Linked DNA regions of Homo sapiens: region 1 is linked to region 2. Evidence: chromatin loops called from intact Hi-C (ENCODE). Cell type or tissue: IMR-90. All regions are shown on one strand. Each heading gives the region's core, and the rest is flanking DNA. Links, peaks and the distances in the headings are about the cores only. Region 1 overlaps NALF1 (NALCN channel auxiliary factor 1). Region 2 overlaps NALF1 (NALCN channel auxiliary factor 1).

Region 1 (7,331 bases), core at 2,020-6,019, 370 kb after region 2:
GGTCCAATTGAACAACTATGTTAGTCTCATAAGATTCCAATCTTAAGCCTGGACTTCACAAAATAACCCATTTTCTCCCCGTTCCCTTGTCCCCAGACACTTTCTCATTCTTCTAACAGTCAATTTGGATCAAATAATTAATACCCTGAGAATAAACAAAGAAATAACTACAATATCACTTTGTGTAATAAAAGTAGATTATTAAAAACTTTCCCCCTTCATTCTTAGAATGGGTCAATAAAAGGACACTTAGAAATGAAATCAATACATTTTCAAAAGAGTTCAGTAAAATTTTCTTTATTTTATTTTTGAAATGGAGTCTAGCTCTGTCACCCAGGCTGGAATGCAGTGGTGTGATCTCGGCTCACTGCAACCTCTGCCTCCTGGGGTCAAGTGATTCTGCCTCAGCCTCCCGAGTAGGTGGGACTACAGGTGCCTGCCAGCATGACCAGCTCATTTTTGTATTTTTAGTAGAGATGGGGTTTCACCATGCTTGCCAGGCTGGTCTCAAACTCCCGACCTCGTGATCCGCCTGCCTCTGCCTCCCAAAGTGCTGGGATTACAGGTGTGAGCCACCTCGCCCAGCTGAGTTCAGTATAATTTTCAATGAGAAAACTGAAATTCAGTTTTATAATCAAAGAGCATGTTTGCTGGAAGCCATCATTCTCAGCAAACTAATACAGGGACAGAAAACCAAACACCGCATGTTCCACTCATAAGTGGGAGTTGAACAATGAGAACACACGGACACAGGGAGGGAAACATCACACACCAGGGCCTGTCAGGCGGTCAGGGGTAAGGGGAGAGAGAGCATCGAGACAAATATCTAAGGTATGCGGGGCTTAAAACCTAGATGATGGTTGATAGGTGCAGCAAACCACCATGGCACATGTATACCTGTGTAACAAACCCGCACGTCCTGCACATGCATCCCACAACTTAAAGCAAAATAAAAATATATATATTTTTCATATTTTCATATATAATATATAAATATATAATTAAGATAAAATATTACATATTACATATGTATAAATTCATATATAACATATAAAATATATAATATTATATATTATATACATGTGTATATAAAATCTGGCTGCGGAGTTTTTGATCTATACATTGAACAAATTGTCTCACCTACTGATATTGACCCTCACTGATTCATCAGGAAAATATAGTAACAAATACATACACAATGACTAATGCCATGGACAAATACACGGACTAATGCCATCCCGAACATACAAAGTATAATAGCAATTTATTAAGACCTCAAGAAACTGAACTCTATAGTGGAGGAATCCCCAACCCCAGGTCCATTAGGAACGGGGCCACACAGCAGCAGGTGAGCAGTGGGTGAGCGAGCGGAACTTCATCTGTATTTCCAGCTGCTTCCCAGTGCTCACATTACCGCCTGAGCTCTGCATCCTGTCGCATCGGTGGCAGCATCAGATGCACATAGAAGCGCAAACCCTATTGTAAACTGCACATGTGAGGGATCTAGGTTGTGTGCTACTTATGAGAATCTAATGCCTGATGATCTATCACTGTCTTCCATGCCCCCAAGATGGGACCATCTAGTTACAAGAAAACAAGCTCAGGGCTTGCACTGATTCTACATTATGGTGAGATCCATATTATGGTGTAATAATAATAGAAATAAAGTGCACAATAAGTGTAATCCACTTGAATCATCCTGAAACCATCCCTCTCCCCCAGTCTGTGGAAAAATTGTCCACAAAACCGGTCCCTGGTGCCAAAAGGTTGGAAATTGCTGCACTGAAATCAGTATAACTCAATATATACATTGCACAATTTATATCTGAGAAATATTTTTATTTATCTCAAGTAAAATTATATTTATATGAATATATAGAAAACTAGGCATTTTCCAATTGGAAATGACAAATGCAGAATGGGGCCACCTTATTACAAACAGAAACAAAACCATAGAAGATGTAATAGAATCAGAAGAGATACAGTCTGTGAGGCATCTGTTGGTAATATTATATCTGTCCTCTTTATCTTTGGAGATTAGAAGATAAAAATTGCAAATTATTATTTTTGCTTTGGGGGATTTAGTATGGAAATACTTAAAATCAACTAAATATAATTTACACTGAATTTCTTGAAATTACATAGCATCTATTATTAGATTATTCATCACAATCTTTCAGACTCACAGGCAAAGGATAATAAAATAAACACATGTAACAGAAAACTAAAAGTGTTTACCTATTAATTTCAAACATTTTTCCATAAATCAAATTATTAGTAAGCTAGGACACTTCTAGATATTACTGAATGTGCTCACTTTGTTTCTGTGATCATTTTATAAATGGGCATCATTTTCCATGCTTCACTGGCTCAAGAACAGTTTGCCAAATTGGTGGACTACTTTGCCAATCCTTGCTAGCTTTTTTAGAGATCAGAAAATGAAAACCCTGCTGGAATCTCCATTGGAAGGAATAAAATATATGCTTTGGAATATGTACAAGAGAAGGATAAGCTATTTCTTTTGGTTAAAGGAGGAGAGAAATGAAGGCAGTAAAGAACAACTGTAAATATCATTAAATTCAACAGCTAGGGGGCAGTGATCATGATGTTTATTCATTCATGTATTCATTTATTCAATACACATCACTGTGGTCCTACTACATACCAGGAATCACATTGATTCTCTTGTTTGGTATCAGTAGCGTTTTGTGAATTATAATACAACAAAATAAAATCAGCATTAAGACAACTAATTTGTGAAAATATGTCTGGGCTCATCCACAGCACATTTGACATAAAATTCTGAGACCTATTATTTACATTTCATTCTGGTGCTAATTGGATTCTGGAATTCCACTAACTATGGAGACCTTCTCTCAGTGTTGTTTCCCCAAATAGCAATGTAGCAAAAAGTATTTTCCTACCCTAATTCAGCTTCCCCTAGGATAAATGTTTGCCAAAGAAAACAATGATCAATGAAACAATCAATTTATTGTTAATTTACATATTGTCTTGTGGATAAAGTGAAGATATATAAAGGATAAATGCTTTCATTATTAATAAGAAATGCCTACTGAGTACTTACCTTAACCCATTCACTATCGTATGTAGGAGCAATCAGGTGAGAAAGCTTGAATGATGACAGGTATTTAACACTGAGAAAATGATGGTACTATAAACGGGAAGAGAAATATCTTGCAATAATACAAGGGAACTTTTAGCACTTCTAAGTTCATTTCTGAAACACTGCATTTAGAAATTGGTATACTGTCTAGTTGGAATTGACAGGTGTAGGACCAACACACAACTCAGGAGCCAGGTCCAGGAGTCAGCTCCAGGACCCAGATGGTACAATTAAGAGTGACTGAATGAGAAACTGGCTGAGATAATTTGGCTCATGAGGACCTCTGAAGGAGAGAACTTAAAGCCAAAAGTAACCCAAGACCTGAAAATGGGTTATTCTCTAGTTTATCAATGAACAAGGAAAAACAGAGCAAGTTTCCAGAAAGACATGGACGTGGATAGCTATGACCACAAGCTTGAGGTAAGGAACAGTTCTCAAACTCATCCCTACAGAACTTTGGTCTTATGTGGCTAATAATAACAATAACAATCATACATTAAAAATTAAGTTGATACCATCAATATCCATTACATATGTTTACAATGTGATTTCTTTAAGTAATGGTGCACCATGTTCTCAGGAAACAGCACGAGAAGTGGATGGGAAGTCAGTCTCCCCTCATTCAGCGGGATCCAGTGCCTTAGCCTTTGGAAAATGTGTGGGTCACATGGCCAGCTCCTGCAATCGCCTTGTCCTTTGATGGATCACTACCACCCCGGCTATTCATGTGCTGCCTCTTTCTTATTCTAGAGGTCTCATCTAAAACATCATTTCCTGTAGACCAACCAACCTACCTACAGTGAACATCTCTCTGTTCAAGTTTGTTATGGTTTGGCTGTGTCCCCACTCACATGTCATCTTGAATTGTAGTTCCCATAATCCCCATGTGTCCTGGGAAGGACCCAGGAGGGGATAATTGAATCATGGGGGCGGTTACTCCCATGTTGTTCTAGTAATCCTGAGTGAGTTCTCACAAGATCTGATTGCTTTATAAGGGGCTTTCCCCCCTTTACTCAGCACTTTACCTTCCTGCCGCCATGAGAAGCATGGGTTTACTTCCCCTTCCACCATGATTGTAAGTTTCCTGAGGCTTACCCATCCCTACAGAAATGTGAGTCAATTAAACCTCTTTACTTTATAAATTACCCAGTCTCAGATATGTCTTTATTAGCAGTGTGAGAATGGACTAACATAAGGTTATTCCCCTGGTTATTTCCTTCAATGATTGCAGATCTTTTCTCACTAGAGTGTGGTAAGCTCTATGTGAGCAGATGCCAAGTCCATTTTGCTCATGGGTTATACTCACAACCCCCAGCAGAGGGTCTGGCACCCAACAACCACCAGTGTTAAATGAACAAATAAATGAATAAATGACACCATGCTAAGAATTGTGGATGCTACGGAGAATGTAGAGATAAATCCTCAAGTCTTTGGCCTGGAGGAGTATGGCAGTGGTATCCCACACCAATTTCCTCAGCACACAGATTTCTCAAGCACACCAAGTGGCTCTCTGCCTGAGCATGTTTGGTGACTGCTGGACATGCTCAGTCTGTGCTGGCTAGGCTGGGAGGCCTGGGAGTACTTTGACAGGGAGTGCCCCTCAAATAGTACCAGAGGGAATTTAGCATGTCGATATCCCAACTTCTTCCCTAGCTGGGAGGCTAGGAGGTCTTACAGAGATTCCCAAAGAGATTGAGTCTCAAGTTTTCAGAGCATTAACTTGCCCCTTAACACACATCCTTTCCTTCCCTATCTCCTTCCTTTCCTGCAGTTTTGTATAAGTGTGTAAGTGATTCGTAAGATCAGTTCCCAAACACAAACCATGTTTCAGTCTCAACTTTCAGATGAATCAGCCTGTGACAAGAAACTTACTTTCTGGTAAGAAACGGCATGCTTATATTGCTCCAGCATAATGTTAAAGGTAATAAGGGCCATAGCAGAGAATACTGTTGAAGGTAATAAAGGGAATAAGAATGAAAGCACAAAGCAAGGGCTGTGGAAACTCAAGAGAAGAACTGTACCTACAAGAATCCGTTAGAGATGATATTTAAAGAAAAACAGAAACATGCATTATATACACAACACCTTCCCGAGTCAGTTGCTACAGTTTACACCTCACTTGGGTTAAGCTGAGAGAGAAGATTTGAAGATAGCCACGAAGCAATTCCTAACAGGAGGATATTCCTCACAGAGTAAACAGTATAGCAGATTTGTATACAGAACACAGTGAGTGCTTCTGTTTGCCTATGCGGTATGCCTTGCAAAAAGGATTAGTAAGAGGATAGGTTATACAGGAACTGTGAAGCTAGACACAGGGTAAGCTGTATGTCCAACCAGGAATTGAGATTATTTTGTATAGGCAATAGGGAGTCTTAATGATTTCTTTAAAGGTAAACAGCATCATCAGAAAGTGCTTTAGAAAAAAATGATCCTTTAGTTATGCAAAATAGATTAGAATTGGGAAAGGGGGTTGTGAAATCCTTGTAGAAGACTAGCCCAGTAGTCCAGGTAACAAATAATAACACCCAGACAGACTTAAGAGTACAGCAGTCTGGATGAAAAAGAAAAGACAGAGGTATATATTAGATTCAGCCTGGCTGACTGTGAGGCAAGAAAGAGACTATAAAAATCCAGCACAGAAAGTACAGCAGACAGAGAGACCTTTGAGTCAGACAGACTTGGGCTTAATCCAGTGTGAGATCTTGCAAGCTGTTTAAGCCCTCTGAGACGCAAGAATTTTCATTTGCAAGAAAGGGAAGAAGACATAGCCCACAGGCTTGTGATGCTTCAAACAGATAATGCATTTAAAGTCCAGCAGATTGCCTCGAGAATTTTAAGTGTACAAATAATCGATGGTGGTTACTGTCATTGTTGTTAAAGGACAAATAAGTAAGCGAAGTGTTTTAAAAAAAAATGATATCCCCAAGCCCGAAACTTAGCCAAAGGTATTAATATATTAAAATAAAGAATTGACCAATTGGAAGATGTATGCAGTTTCTCAGCCTGGAATTAACCATTATAGAAAGAGGACAAAAGACAGATAGGTGCAGCCCTATAGTGGAGTCCAGCACCTGAATCTATAGAAATCATGTGATTTACGCTCCTTCCTCTTCTTTGACATGACCTCAAAACAACCTTGAATTATATAATTTGATTTCCCAAGAAGGTCTGTCTACAAGGACACAAGATGCTGGCCATGCCAGCTTAAGAAATGTGCTTTCTATGAAAGTGATATTTTTATTGAAACATAAAAAATTCTTACTTTAAATTTATACAGGTTTTTTTGGCATGGTATAACATAATTAAACTCTCAACAGTAAGACAAATTCAAGTGTCTAAGAGTGAAAGCCTTAACATGAAACTCTAGGTTAAAAAGAATTAACCAAAAATATCTGTTTATTTATATATTTCATTCATCTCACCGTGACTGTCACACAGTGGACTTTGAGAGTCCTGAACGTACGACTCTACCACACAGGTTTTTCATTCTACTGCACTGATATTCACAACCAGTATCAACACGAAAGTTAGAACTATTGTCAATTTGAATAAAAGGTCCTTAGCAAACATGATCGAATAGATATTCCAGTCCACGGTGAGGAAGGTCTGTAGCACTAATACCTAGAGGGTACATAAACAAATTTTTAACTGCAACTAAAACTTAAACAAAATAGAAACAAAATAACCCAGATATTTTTATTGTTTTAAATAACTTTTGAAGCACCTGTAGAAAGTGACACAGAAGAAGAATGAAGGTTGACCCTATTACAGAAGAAAAGCACTGGATCAAGAGTTAAGAACCAAGAAGGGGGACTGGTCTCTTGTGTTTCCTGCACTAGCCTTGTGATATTAGTCAAATTATAGACACCCCCTAGCTGAGTTTCAAAAAATGTTCTTAAGATTGTTGGATTAAATGATTACAAATGTCTTTAGCAGTTCTAGTATGTTGCCTGAAACTGCTGTTATTCCTTAGCCAACACAAATTTGATTCCATCACTCACTCTTTTTTATTTCATAATGGGGTTTACACAGATAAATAATAAAAAATAAAACATTTACAGTGACCTACGTTTATTTTTCTGTTGTAAACACTCAAATCAAGGAGTAGTTCTGCTTGCACATGGTACCAATATTTATTTATTTATTGTTTATTACTGCCAGCAAGGCAGAGCAATACCATAGATCCAGGGTGATATGGTTTGGCTGT
Region 2 (7,331 bases), core at 2,180-6,179:
TTTGTTGTAAATGTCTAATTCGTTCATTTCCTAATCCAAAGGAGAAATAGAAAATATAAGAGCTATAATGAATTTTTATTTCTTATGAATTCAAATTAACACAGATCACCCTGCAGGAGAAAAACTCGTCATGGAAAGCTTGCAGTTAGAATGCCATTCTTCCGAATCATGCACATGTTACTTTGGGAAAGCTAAATGCCTATTAACCTGAGGCACAGAAAGTGCAAATTTGTAAACTTGGTTTGAGGAAAAAAAAATACCTCTACTTTCATATTCTGCATTCCAAATTGCAGTTTGGGGGACGTTAGCTTTCCTGCAAACACTTGTCTGGAAGGAATCAGAGGGCTTCCTATCCGGTGAACAGCACATGCAGTGGATGAATCAGCACTAGCTGTGAGGCATACATCCTTCCCGCCCCAAAACAGGCTGCTTTCTTCACTTGGAAAGATACTCAAGTTTCTGGAGTTTGCTTGGAGAGTACAAACAGGCTCTTGCAAAGTTCTATCACCCTGTGTTCTAAAACTGAGGAATCTCAAAACTTACAAAGCCTAAATCAGTAGACCCTGGACCACTCCAGAGCCAAAATCTGTCCTGGGTGGTCACAGTGAACTGAAATCAACATAGCCTTCAGTTAATGAGGCTTAAACTCTTCTGCAGATAGATCCAAAAGTAACTTATTAGTTTTAAAATTCTTAATTTATCATCCATTAAATGACTTACATCCTCCCACCACGCCATGCTGAGCTGCTTCTTTAAAAAGAGTCAGAGGGTATACTGGAAAGCAAAACAGTTGTATTAGTCCGTTCTCATGCTGCGAACAAAAACATAACTGAGACTGGATATTTTATTTTATAAAAAAAGGTTTCACTGACTCACAGTTCAGCATGGCTGGGGAGGCCTAAGGAAACTTATAATCATGGCGAAAGGGGATGCAAACACGTCCTTCTTCACATGGCAGCAGCAATGAGAAGTGCAGAGTGAAGTGGTGGGGGAAGCCCCTTATAAAATGATCAGATCTCCTGAGAACTTGCTCATTCTCAAGAGGACATCATAGAGGTAACTGCTCCCATGGTTTAATTACCTTCCACCGCATCCCTCCCACAATGCATGAGGATTATGGGAACTACAATTCAAGATGAGATTTGGGTGGGGACACCGCCAAACCATATCAATAGTAAACTTGGAATTCAGAGATACACATTTCAGTCCTATTATCTGGGCCAGAATTTCAACCGTGAACCTAGGAGAAAGTTCTGAAATAAGAGTTTTGAGATATTGGCCAGGCACAGTGGCTCATGCTTATAATCCCAGCACTTTGGAAAGCCAAGGAGAGAGAATCGCTTGAGCACAAGAGTTTGGGACCAATACAGACAACACAGGGAAACCCTGTCTCTACAAAAAATTGAAAAATTAGCCAGGCATGATGGTGCATGCCTGTAGTCCCAGCTACTCGGGAGACGGAGGTAGAAGGATCGCTTGAGCCCAGGAAGTGGAGGCTGCAGTGACTGTGACTGCAACACTGCACTTCAGCCTATGTAAGAGAGTGAGACCCTGTCTAAAAAATAAAAATAAAATAAATAAATAAATAAATAGTTTCAAGATATCATCACAGTGAAAACCCCAAATATAAAACAGCAAAGGTGGTACTTCATTAGACTAAACTTTTTCTTAAGAGTCTCCTTAAACCTTTTGTTATGATAAAGTCAACTAACCACAACAAAGAGACTCTTTCAACAAAGATGTCTTTTTTAAAATTAGTCAATTAGTAGTTATCATTGAGGTTGCTATTTTACACAGGTCTTAGCATCTAACTTATTTTCTGGTGGTTGTACAGACCTTGAGAAGTCGAGATCAAAAAGATTAGTAATTAACCTCCCAAAATCAGCTATTCTTTATTCAGGTAGAAATGGCAAAAGTTAAACTTGCAGCATCAGTCAAGGGAAAAGTCATAACTGATGTGTTAACATTTTATTACAGTTTTAGAAATGTCTAAACATATCTTTTGAAATAAAAATTTAATCAAGCTTTTCCAGACTTCCCCATCCCAGAATCGTATATACATTGACAATAAGAGAGTAAGAAGGCTGCTCAGATCTCTCCCACCCCGAAGAGGCCGTGATTCTGTGTATTTATTCTTTGAGCTGAATAGGGCACTGTTTTGTGAACTCCTGCCTTGGAGCGCAGCAAGATGCAGAGAGGTCTCCTCATAGCCTGCACAGCCGCAGAACAGGAAAGGTGTTGAAGGAAAAAAAATCATTACGAGATGAACTAAAGTCCCTGTTTCTTTCGTCTTTCAGACTCACACAATTTCTTCCAATATTCATGTTTAAACAATGTACATGGAATTCAAAAAACATTAAAATTTCTTTTGGATCAAGTCCTTCTGACAATACTGTGATGTCTGTGATTTCTATTTTAGATACCCTTCAGGGTAAGATATGCCATGCCTCTATTGCAACAATTAAAACTTCTATGGGACAAATGACATGCCAGCCATGAATATTGCAGGCACAGAGAAATATAAATTATAATTTGCGTATAACCACATCATTTTACTCTCATAGTCCACAACTATTCACAGTATGCCTATTCATTGAAAGGCACTATACTCATTTGCAAATTAAGTTCTGCCCTCTAGGCATTTGAAATATAGCAGAGAATAAATATTTAATGAAATTTCAACAACAAAATAAATAGTATAGTATCATAAAAGATAGTCATACAAACTTGATTTCAAACAATAGCTCTTAGAGATGGAGTAAATCAATGAAGATCTTCAATTAGATAAGATAATAGAAAACATTTGGTGATAGATCAATGCTTTAAAAATGTGTTCTACAGAATACCTACCAATCTGTTATCAAACATGCTTGAAAAGTTGCAATAATGTATCATCATGAAGGTTTAGATATCAAAGGTCCCAAGAAACTCTTAAGAAAATCTTTAAACACTCATTTAGCTCAGCATTTCCCAAATACATGTAACTATTAATCTAACTCTCTTTTTCCTAGTAATACCAATTACTGGGATAGCAAATACAACTGAATCGGACCCTAAATTTTCTACTGCTAGCATCTGTTAATGAGGTCATTTAATCTCTCTGAACCTTTCTTTCTCTATCTGTAAACTGGGGATGATAATAATACAGGCTCTGATCCCTTTGGGATTAGTTCATGTAATTATGTGAGTTACATAATCATGACATGAGCAATTATGCATCATATAAGGTATACAGAGCATCTAACAGAGAACAAGGTTCTTACTAGCACCTCACTAAATGTTGGGTCCCTGTTCTCTCTTCCTTTCATTCTTCATTAAGGAAGAATAGACCTAACAGGAACGTCATATTTTAAAGATCACAAATGAAAAGTAGATGTGAGACTAGCACCAGGTTCTCTTGATAACCAGCTCAAAATTCTCTGGAGATCGAAGATTTTGAATACCAGATGTTGAGACCTGGAGAAGGAGAGTAGACCCAAGAAAGGTGAAAGACCTAACATGGAATGGATCAGAGTAAATGAACTGACTGAGTTTCCAGTGTTTTAGTGTCTCAGTGACTTAACATTTCAGTGAGAGCTGGGATTCCGATCCCAGTCCCTGGGATCACTTTGCCTTGCTCTGTCCCTCCTACAGCAGATGCAAGGTGGAGCCCAAAAGGGGCCACAGCCAATGGGTCCAGCTGTATTCCTAAACAGACTGAATAAAAAGGGCTCTACACATTTCCAGGGCTACTCCATCTGATTGCAAAAGATACTCAGCACTCACGCCTTTCTAAGCATCAACCTGGTCTCTGAAATAGCCACAAGAGGGCAACACTATCATCTCTTTCTTTTTCTTTTCTTTCTTTCCTTTTTGTTTTCGTTTTTTTTGGGACCATGAGATTTAGTCTGACTCACCACACAAAAAGCACATGTTTCAATGTATAAAGGCCAAATAAATCTGGCCGAGCATGGGAGAAGGTCAAGATTACTCATCAAAAGAATCTACCTTCTTTAGAGCAAGTTACATTCATTGAAAAAATTATGAGACTGCCCATGGTGATCAATAGTTTTAACATACTTAATATCCCTTAAAATGGAACATAGTTTTTCCTATTGCCAAAGCAAAAATAAAAACATTTGGGACGTTTTCTTTGTAATGAAAATTATTGATTTATTAAAATATTCACTTCTCTGAATTTTCCAATGATTCCTTCATTAGCATGTTTTCCATGTTATTTTATAATTATAAAGGATGCATATTGTAACATCCATCAGTGTCGTTTTCTCTGTCTACTTTCCTACGCAAGTACTTCTCTGCTGTAGTCAACCTGGACCAGTCACCATCCCACAAACACATCATTCTCCCCAGCATAGCTTGCTTACATCATCCCTCTAAGGTATGTGAGGAAATTCTGTCTAAAACATTCACCATCAGGAGCAGGGAACTATTTTCAGAGAAGAATTTATCTGCTCTCATTCAGCACATGACTTCAGTGGACCCTTTTTATTGGGTTAACTTCCCATCCAATAGGAGATCAATAAGTAGATCCTCTATCAAATTCTAAAATATAATTTATTTCTCAATGTTTCAGATTTTATATTACAAGCTAAGCTGTATAAAATAACTTATTATTGATATTAAGCAGCTTTCCCTTGAAAAGACACATTTTATAATCAACATGGTATTGCTCACAGATATTCTGAATGAGACGCTAAGACTTACCCTTGTCTTTTGGACCTAGAGGCTGAGGCTGTGCCGTAGTTTCACTAGCAATACCACGATGATTATAATCCCCAGAGCAACAGTGTTGGGAGGCGGGTTGTAATGGCAGGTGTTTAGGTCATGAGGCCAGAGTCCTCATGAATGGATTAATGTCATTATCATGGAAGTGGGTTTGTTATGAAGGTGAGTTTGGGCCCCTCTTGAACTCTCTCACTCTCTCTCCCATGTTATGCTTTCCACCATGTTAAGATGCAGCAAGAAGGCTCTGACCAGATGTGGGTTTCTCAGTCGTGGACTTCCTTGCCTCCAGAGCTGTAAGTCAAATAAATTTCTGCTCATTATAAATTACCCAGTCTGTGCTATTCTCTTAGAGCAGCACAAAACAGACTAAGAGAGTATCCTCCACTGGTTTAAAAAATTAACCTTAATATAGCTTCTAACTGTATAAACTGCTCAATTATATTTTCCCTAGTTTTATAGAAAAAGAAGTATTACATAAATTCAGTTGCATTAATTTGAATAGGATAAGTATAACACATTTAAAATTTTAGCAACTATTATCCAAAGAATAAAAATAAGTAAAAGCAAATAAATGTCTTCGGCTGTGATACCATGTGTGTATGTGCATATGTATTATGTGTTTAGCTTTCAAGTATGTGGTTTCAAAATCAACAATTCTTTCCTGCCTAATCATATTCAATAAACATATGAAAGCTTCATTTGACATTTTCTATTTGAACACTAATGAAGACAAATTGAAAGCTATTTTAATATTTTTTCATGTTCTCGAAGAGACTCTGGAAAATACTTGGTCACATTCTACAGAAATATTTTTTATAAAAAATGTATATTAAACAAGCAAAGTCATTCCAGAAAGTATCTATCATGTAAATAATTAGGAAATGTCTCATTTTTGTGCTTTGCTCAATTTCAGTTATGATTAACTGCTGCTCCGTGTAATAATATATTGCATATTTTCCATCAATTGAAAAAAAAATGGAATAATAGGTATATAAGGAAATTGACTTAAGCTTTGATTTTGAATTATCAGTTTAATTTCTAATAATATGAGAATGCTATAAAGAAAAGAGCCAATAGAACAAAAAAGTAACTCTAAGTTTGAAGAAAGTATCAACACAGGATATTATCCTCTCATCCTGATAAACTATCACAGTAAAAAGAAAAGAATGTTCTAGAGAGGATTCAGAGAGAATTTACCCAACCTGGGTAGGGAGTAGTATTGGGAAACAAGGAAATAAATGTGAAAGCCAGCCTCCAAAGTGACCTGATGCCCCCTCCCGATAGTCATGTTCTTATAAAGCAACCTGCTATACACACACACACACACACACATACACACACACACAGAATGATGAATGGGGCCACCAATGGGATACTACAGAATGGTGTTTTGAGACTCTGAGGCTAGATCATGAAGAATTTTGTGGCTTTATTCTTGCTCTCTCTGAATTGCTCATTTGGAAGCCAGACCTCATCATTTGGACAATCAAGCAGCCCTTGGAGAGGCCCAGATGGGAAGGAAATAAGGCCTCCTGCCAACAACATCAGAACTTTGCGCGCCCTTTCCTGCCATCCAACCCCACAGCTCCAATCAACCCTTCAAGTGACTGCAGTCCAACATCTTGCCCTAATCAGGCCCCTGACCAGAATCATCTAGTTAAACTGTTGTTTTAAGGCACTAAGTTTTGGGGTAATTTGTTGTGAAGCGATAGATAGGTGTGTGGGATTAAGAAGAATTTACACGTTTCCTCCTCCACATTCTTCAACTGTTTTTTAGGCAATTAGCATGTATTCATGGGCAGCAAACTTGCCTATGTTGCTTCCCCCTGGACTCCCACCCTTGGAGCAAGCTCTGGTACATAATTGGCTCTCAACAAATGCTGAATAAACTCAATGAGTAACTGCTTTCAATTAAAATTATGCCACAGGCCACCTAGGAAAATGGCCAGAAGACTCTCTGCAAATGTAATCTGCCACCATCTCTCCCCAGGGAGTTGCTGAAGACTAATGTAACAGAGTCCACGAATTATGTCCAGTATTTCCAAAGTAACTTAGGTCTGATCTGCAATGAATTGAGCTATAAATTCATCAAGTGTTTCAACAACATAAAAAAGAGTCCATTTACTAATGATAAGGCTGTAACCCACACATATCCTAGTGAAAAGAAGGATAAACATTTAGCTACTTTATCTTATATGTTTTAGACAAAAACGGAGAGAATTGCACAGCCCAGAAGACTGACTACACTGCAAATTTGTGCACTGACCTCAGCCAGGCCCAGGAAACTGTCCAACAATTGTTCTGTGATTCTTCTGTCAACTCGCTCCTGTTCAGCACAATGATGGCTGTAAAACTGCCTTCATTCTCTGGCCGCATTTAATGCCAACCGATTTCTCTGTCCCTTCCCTCCCAGCAGATTATGTTACCTTGCCTCCTATTGTGTAGAGTAGACAAAAACCACCAGAAAGCAGCTCACACCTCCTGCAGCTAAGTCTACACATCATCTGCTCCCACCCCACCCCCAGTGAAGAAGCAGCCATTGTCTGGTGCCATGTCCACTCACCACCCTTCTCCTTAGGACCCGGTGCTGATCAAAAATGAGGGTT

What was found. Peaks named below come from ENCODE experiments on the same cell type or tissue, not always from the same donor. Only the 100,000 strongest peaks of a DNase experiment are listed, where the experiment ranks them.
Region 1: it touches region 2 in a loop (2.9-fold over the local background); 1 of 110 quality-filtered maps calls a loop at or near these places.

What each region holds. Positions count from the first base shown.
Region 1 is chr13:107,738,375-107,745,705 of GRCh38, forward strand. All of the region lies in intron 1 of NALF1 (NALCN channel auxiliary factor 1), which reads right to left. Among named protein-coding and RNA genes, the nearest start is that of NALF1-IT1, 93 kb to the right of the region's middle. In IMR-90, for the core only: a CTCF peak has its summit at 4,458; DNase peaks (open chromatin) are centred at 4,947 and 5,817; H3K4me3 peaks cover 556 bases; H3K27ac peaks cover 706 bases.
Region 2 is chr13:107,369,888-107,377,218 of GRCh38, forward strand. All of the region lies in intron 1 of NALF1 (NALCN channel auxiliary factor 1), which reads right to left. Among named protein-coding and RNA genes, the nearest start is that of SNORD31B, 53 kb to the left of the region's middle. In IMR-90, for the core only: a CTCF peak has its summit at 3,798 (motif pointing right); DNase peaks (open chromatin) are centred at 3,884 and 4,344; H3K27ac peaks cover 757 bases.